Regions from separate parts of the Homo sapiens genome. Here region 2 is linked to region 1. A link is a contact called in ENCODE Hi-C data. All regions are on one chromosome and are shown on one strand. Each heading gives the region's core, a stretch centred on a gene start or an enhancer-like site at or near the end of the contact. The rest is flanking DNA. Distances are from core to core; before and after follow the strand shown. Region 1 holds the start of CYP1B1 (cytochrome P450 family 1 subfamily B member 1). Region 2 overlaps LINC02613 (long intergenic non-protein coding RNA 2613).

Evidence for each region. Hi-C counts contacts between places; a loop is a spot of excess contacts on that map. Pooled maps may share reads with other maps.
Region 2: a loop to region 1 is called in a map with no recorded cell type, with 7 times the contacts of the local background. The contact joins the enhancer-like site here to the promoter of CYP1B1 in region 1. A Hi-C loop is called at or near these places in 1 of 168 maps with a recorded cell type or tissue (mammary epithelial cell), 10 of 37 single-sample maps with no recorded cell type and 9 of 50 pooled maps.

What each region holds. Positions count from the first base shown.
Region 1 is chr2:38,074,901-38,078,565 of GRCh38, forward strand. It overlaps CYP1B1 (cytochrome P450 family 1 subfamily B member 1), which reads right to left and starts at 1,251. Exons shown (of 3, transcript NM_000104.4): 1 at 880-1,251; 2 at 1-489. The coding sequence starts at 488. RefSeq lists a promoter at 1,232-2,607, cis regulatory regions at 1,246-1,253, 2,174-2,203, silencers at 1,247-1,336, 2,247-2,366 and an enhancer at 2,074-2,272.
Region 2 is chr2:38,495,366-38,498,764 of GRCh38, forward strand. It overlaps LINC02613 (long intergenic non-protein coding RNA 2613), which reads right to left. Exons shown (of 5, transcript NR_110259.1): 2 at 910-1,113. Among named protein-coding and RNA genes, the nearest start is that of LINC02613, 19 kb to the right of the region's middle. Within about 2 kb of position 1,891, at least 5 of the 41 ENCODE cell types and tissues checked have a DNase peak (open chromatin) inside an H3K27ac peak, as active enhancers do.

The DNA of each region.
Region 1 (3,665 bases), core at 1-2,500:
CGGCTGCGCGGCTGGCGCGTGAAGAAGTTGCGCATCATGCTGTGGGCTGCGCGCCGCTGCACCTTCCAGTGCTCCGAGTAGTGGCCGAAAGCCATGCTGCGGCCGCCGGACACCACACGGAAGGAGGCGAAGGCCGGCCGGTCGGCGAAGGCCGAGCCCTGCTGCACCAGGGCCTGGTGGATGGCGCGCTCGCCATTCAGCACCACTATGGGGCAGCTGCCCAGGCGGATCTGGAAAACGTCGCCGTAGCGCCGCGCCAGGCGAGCGAACGAGAGGTGAGCCGCCTGGCCCACCGCCGCCGCGTTTCCGATCAGTGGCCACGCAAACGGGCCCGGGGGCGCGGACCGGAGCTGCCGCCTCCGTTGCCTCAGCAGCCGCTGGCCCACATGCACAGTGGCCAGCACCGACAGGAGTAGCAGGAGCGTGGTCTGCTGGATGGACAGCGGGTTTAGCGGCCAAGGGTCGTTCGGGCTGAGGCTGGTGCCCATGCTGGGGACAGAGAGGAGAAGGCGTGACACTCAGGGGTGCAGAGACAGGAGCGGGCGCCCCACGCCCCTACCCCAGCCTCTGGGGACTGAGTGCCGTTGGGTGGAGAGGTCGGAGCTGACTCTCTGGAGAAATGGCCGAAGACGCCCCTTCCCATCCCCAACCCACTCTCCCTTGGAGAAGAGAAGGGGCGTGTTTCCACCTCGCTGTAACCCAGCGCCAAACCCTTCCCCTCCCCGCAAGGCGCGTAACGGTTCCTGCAATCTGGGGACAACGCTGCGGGCATCGAGGCGGTGGCGCTTGATTTCCTTTAAAGTACCTACCACGCCACCCGCTACCTGTAATAATCCATCTGAAGAGGTCGCCGGGCAGCGCCTCGGCAGACAGACTGACCTGCGGGGAGGTGCGGTTTCCAGTGGCGCGGGACAGCCGGCTCCGAGAAGGAACTGGGACCTTTGCCTAGGGCAAGACGTCAACAGGAACCCGCAGGCCCGGCCTGGACACCTGCTGCCCTCACTGGAAGCTTTAACTCCCACTCGAGTCTCTTGGCGTCGTCAGTGCCAGGAGCGCTTGGATTGGGATGGGGACGGAGAAGGGTGCCTCGCTCGCCGAGCCCCGCTGCCCTTGGGGACCTGGCAAAGTCGAGGTTTCCTCACAGCGTTGAGATTGAGACTGGGGGTCGGTGAGTGGCGTCAATTCCCATGCCCTTGCGGCTCTCACAACTGGAGTCGCAGAAGCGCTCGCTCCCACTCCCACTCCAGAGTCAAAGCGCGCCATCCCGCTCCTCCGGGTTTTAAGGACTGGGTAGAAGGAGGGCAGCGCGACCTGGCAGGGCGGGGCCTGCGGGGGGCGGGGCGCGCCGCACACCAGGCCGCTTTGACCCGGACTCCCGTCCAGGCGCACCGGCCGGCCTCGGAGCTCTACCAGCAGGCTTTCATGGGAGCGGAGGTGCCCACGTTTCCATTGTGCGGTAACCGCGCTTCATCACAGCCACCTCCAATCGAGGCCGCACGGTGTCCCCAGAACCACGCTCGGTACAACCTGCCCCGGCCGCTGCGCTCGACTTGGGAGCGCGCCCCGCCCCGAGCGCACGACCTCCCTTCCCTCTCCGCGACTTGAGCTTGCTTCCCGGAAAGCCAGTGTAGTGGCAGCGGTTTGCCTCACAGCGCCCCTGGTTGGTTGTTTAAATTTTATCTTAGGTTCTCGCAAACAAATTGCCACCTCAGTGGAGGCTCTTTGGCATGCTAAATTTTTTCCAGTTCTTGCGGCGAGATCAGGAATCCCTAAAAGTAGCCGCTCCCCCGCCCCGGGGCCCCGACAGTGCTTGGGCACACAAAGGCTCCTGGGGCGCAGCTGGCCCTGAGATTTCCCGCGTAGAGGCCACTCCAGGTGGCGCCGCCCGCTGGTGGGCGCGGGGCCGCCCAGGCTGCGATGGAAGCCGTTGGCGCAGGGCGGGGAGCCAAGCTGGGGCGACTGGGGGGGCCTGGGGGAGCTAGCGGGGCGGGACCCGAGCGGGGCGGAGAGTGGCAGGAGGAGGCGAATCTCCGCGCTCCGGCGAACTTTATCGGGTTGAAGTTTCTGCTGTCGCCTCCCCTTTGCGTGCGGAGCTGGGCTTTGCGTGCGCCGCTTCTGGAAAGTCGGCTCCAGTCATATCCCTGGGCGCTGCCTGCGGCCGCTCCTCCCGCGCTTCTCACGGCACCTGACACGCGGAGGCGGCGGCCGAGGGTGGGGTGCCGGCCACCACCACCCTTGGCGTGGGGTGCCGGCCGCCACCACCCTCGGCTGCGCACGCACAGTCGCGCCTGCCAGGCCAGCGAGGCGGACGCTTGGGCCACCACCCGCAGGCCGAGCCCGGGCGCGTATCGCCACCTCGCTGCGCACCGGCGGCTCTGTGGTCTTCCTGGGCGCGCTTGCGGTCGCGAAGGGGGCCCTCCCTTTATAAGGGAAGCCGGAGGCGCTTGGGCGGGGGTGGCTTCCCCCGCCTGGCGCGCCCTTTCCTACATGCTGATGCATAGGATTTTCAAGACAGCTAAGAGAACAAGGACTTCACGAGGCGGGGGGAAGGGCGAACTCGAGGGAAGAGGTGGGATGTATCTGGTTAACCAGGTAGGAATTGTACTGGCTTCATCAAAGGATAAATATAAAAGTGATAGGTTCACCAGGGACAACCCTGCACTTTGAGCTCCACTCGCGCTGCGAATCTCGTGCTATTATTGACCTGTTTACAGATGAATAAACTAGGGTTCAGAGAGGTTGCGTGACTTAACCCAGGTCGCGCAGCCATCAAGAAGTGGAGCCAGGGCTTGAAGCCACCAAGTCCCACTCCAGATCCTTCACATAAGTTTACACGGAAGAAAATTGCAGATAAGAGGCCCAAATGCCTTCTTTCCTGCCTCCCTTAAAAAAAAAAATGCACGTGGGGCTAGGCGCAGTGGCTCACGCCTGTAATCCCAGCACTTTGGGAGGCTTAAGCGGGCGGATCACTTGAGGTCAGGAGTTCGAGACCAGCCTGGCCAACATGGCGAAACCCCATCTACTAAAAATACAAAAGTTAGCCGGACGTGGTGGTGCACACCTGTAATCCCAGCTACTCGGGGATCAGGGGGGAAGGCAGCAGAATTGGTTGAACGTGGGAGGCAGAGGTTGCAGTGAGCAGAGATTGCACCACTGCACTACAGCCTGGGCAGCAGAGTTTAAGTGAGACTCTGTCTCAAAAAAAAAAAAAAAAAAAAAATCAGCTGGAAGAACTTTTTAATTATTGTTTTTGTTTTCATAATTGAGAATTCTGAGAATAGCAGAGAAGAAATAGTATGCTAACCCTTTGCAATTAAATTGCTTATGAGGGAGGCCAGGGGAGTGTGCCTCATAGCTGACCCTGGAATGACTGATTACATTGTAAAGAAACACAAAGGAGTGTCTGAAAAGAATCTGACTTCTTGAGAGATTGAAACCAGCAATCAATTTGCTGACCTGATAAAGAAATGTCTTTTCGTGATGGCTTTTTTTATTTTTATTTTTATTTATTTATTTTTTTTGAGATGGAGTCTCACTCTGTCACCTGGGCTGCAGTGCAATGGCGTGATCTCGGCTCACTGCAACCTCCGCCTGCCAGGTTCTCCTGGCTCAGCCTCCCAAGTAGCTGGGATTACAGGTGCGCACCACCACACCCGGCTAATTTT
Region 2 (3,399 bases), core at 641-3,140, 420 kb after region 1:
TGGTGACCAGACCTGAGATTCTCTCATGCCAGGAAGATGACTGAAGTTCTTACAGAGAACATGCTGGAGCAACCCAGGAAGACAGGGTAATCTGAACAAGGACTGCCATTGCTCTACTTCTTCAGGGCACACCCATAGGCCAGTTCCGGGAGCACTGTGACCTAGCACTCAGTTTCTCATGTGGCCTTATGGTCAACACCCATCACCAGAGGAAGGTCAGGCCCATCTTGTCCTGGCAACCTAGTATCACCTGGAGGCGATGATTCCATTCTATTTTGCAAGGAGGTCATGATGTGTAGGAGGTAAGTCCTGGGTCTTAAATCAACTGAGATTGCAAATCGGGTGTTGAGCATTACTCCTTGTTTCTAACCCTACACATAGGATTAACTCCACGTGGGTCAATGGAGCAAAGATTTCTTCAAAATCAGGAGCCTGAGTAGTTTATTACTAATAAGGTGACCTTGAAAAAGATGCTTGACCTCTGTCTTAGTTTCCTCACCGCCTGATAGGGACAATGTTGTTCAATCTACCTACGTCCTAGGGCTGCTGTAGAAAGAAATCAAATGGAATCACGTACATGAACATACTCAGTCATACAATGGACTAAGTAAATAACTGTCCTTAAAACCCAGAGAGTGAGGGGCATGAGACAGGAGAGCATGGAACTAACAGCACTGGCTCTGGAATCAGACTTGATTGAGTTCAGATCATGGCTCTGCCAATTCCTACAAGAGTGACCTTGGACAAATTACTTAGCCTTTCTGGGCCTCAGTTTTCTCATCTGTAAAATAGCAATAATATAGCACTTACTTTATAGGGTTTCTTAATTAAGTTAATGTATGTCAAGAGAAGTGCCTAGCACATAGTAAATGCTCCCAAATGTCCATTATTATAAAGAATGCCACATACCTCTGGCCAGAAGCACATTCTGTGGGCTCCCACAGCCCTCCTGTGCCCATAGAAGGGAAGCACTTGCTCTGGACCTTGGCATTCTTGAAGGGATGCGTGGTGGGTCTTCCTCCAGCAGAGATGGTTCCTGGCCTCCTATTCTGGCACAGTTGACTGTGAGACCACGTGCAACTTCCACCTTCCCAAGAGCTTCAGTTTCCTGCCCTAGAAAAGAAAGGCATTCGTAATGACCTGTCCCACAAATGGTCACTTGGATTGCCTCATTTGTGGTGTCCTGGACAAAACCCCTACTCCACGATTTCCTGGATGTACACCCTACTGCAGAGGGGCGCATGAGCCCACGCATGCCACCAAATCAGCAAGAGAAGTCGAGTAAACAACCCTGGGCCTAAAGAGCTCCCTCGGGAAGGCATGGAGAATTATTTTTGCTTTAAATATCTCTAAAGAAGGTTTAGAAAAGGGACTCTCCAGCTTTTCCTTTGCCTTTACGTTTTCTGGTTAGGAACATTGAAATTTCCTATCTTGAGTCCAGGATGAAGTGGACATTTTTAAAGGGGGTTTTATTTCCAGAACACAGTCTGTTCTTCTCAGCAAAGCCCTTAATTGGAAACAGTTGTCACTGACCCCATTGGCATGCCCCAGGGTGGGGAGGGCATGCACCCAGCCTGCAGTGATTTTGCTCTGCCATTTCCAAGGAGGCAGCCTGAAGAACTGAGCCCCATATGCTGGGGGCCTCGCTGGGCTGACCAGTCTGCTTGGTAAAGGGCCGGGGCAGAGGGTGGTTTCAGCTGTGCACACTTGGTTTCTGCAGTGGTTCTAATTCAGGCTGTCCAGAGACGATCATCTGGATGACCCCTAGAAAGTTCCCCTCTGGAGCAGGAGAACAGGAGAGGAAGAGGGTGGCCATTGCACTTAGAGTGACTCTTCTGTGTTGGGTTAGCTGCTGGCTGGATTTCTGCACTTGGCTGCAGCCTCTTGTAGCTGATACATTCATACCCAGCCAGAATGACAGCCTTGGCTGCAGGTTTGGATTTCCTAACACCCAGATGTGAGCTGTGAGTGGCACACAGCAGTGACCAGTTCCTAATATTTGCTCAGATGACACAAAAGTCTTTGTCCTTGAAGCAGATCCCAAGCTAAACCTTGGACTCTGTCACCCCGGCTTCCACAGATGCTTGCTTCATAAGTCCTAAGGTAAGAAATAGCACAGCTCCATCCTCCAGCCTTACCACGAACGGATGCCAATGTGCAATCTCAGGAAGCTTCTGTGTTAGGAAGATGCTGCCGGAGCACTTGCAGTGAGTGACCCGGATCATGCAGGCCCTGTCAGATGACTTATGTCACTTTCCTCAAGGAGAAAATTACACTCTTTATACTTGGCTGAGGGGAGGAGGCATTGAGGTTTTCTTTGTGGAGGTAAAAAAAAAAAAAAAAAAAAAAGTTTTGCAGATTTTGCCTTTTTTAACCTCAAAAATATTTTTAAATGTAAGATGTTTTCTGAGGTAGAGTCTACGTGAGGTGTGACACTGTAATTGTGAATCCCACCATCCAGCTAAGCTAAGGCCTATGGAGCATAATTCACTCTTTCCTTCAGCAAATATTTGAACAGTGTAAAACTAAAACAGCCCATTCATTAAGCAATGTGCAAGGTTCTCCCGCTGAAATATCCTGGAGTCATAAGATTTGATCGCTGGGCTGCAGCAGTCAGTCTGATTAAGACCTTCAGAGACCATGAAGACAGGACCCATTAAGGAACCTCACCCCAAATTAAAGACAACACCAAATTGCATTTTTTTTAAGCATAAAGGAAGGAAATCAAGGATCTGATTTTTCCTAAAATGAATGTTTCAGTAACAAATAATCTCCACCTCTCCCATCTTCCACCCCCACTTATTCCCATCCCTCCACCCTCTCTCCACCACAATGCTCATCCACCAGAGGAAAGTGGGGGTGGGGCAGGGGTTGCACTTGAGTGACAGATGTGAGGTTATGGCTAGAAAGTGAGAGCTTAACCCCAGGGGAGAGAGTGACTTCCTCTCACAGCAAAGTGGTCTAAAGTAGGCCAAGGCAGCTGGTTGGGCGAGGAATGAGAATTCTCAAGAGGAGATGAAATTGATGCTGTAATCTCAGAGTGGGGAAGACGTAGCGGACTTTAACTCAGGAAGTTTCCATGAAAGAATTGAGAGCCTATGAGAGAGAAATACTGGAGTGAAATCAAAAGAGTTGACATGAAGGCCATGCAGAAAATTATCTTGATTCTTCCAGGAAACTAAGGACAAAAGCAATAATTCAGTTTCCGCAGAGAAATGTGTGTTCTTGGGGAAGAGTGGAGGAAATCACTCAAGGAGAAATATTGGCTTTTAAAGTCACTAGACTTAAAGACAGGGTTGGGGTCATGGAAGGGAACAGAAAACTAGAAAGGCTTGGAAATAACTTGGTGATATTTTTGGTTGATACAAGCTGAACTTTCTTTTTCTTTTTTTTTTTTTT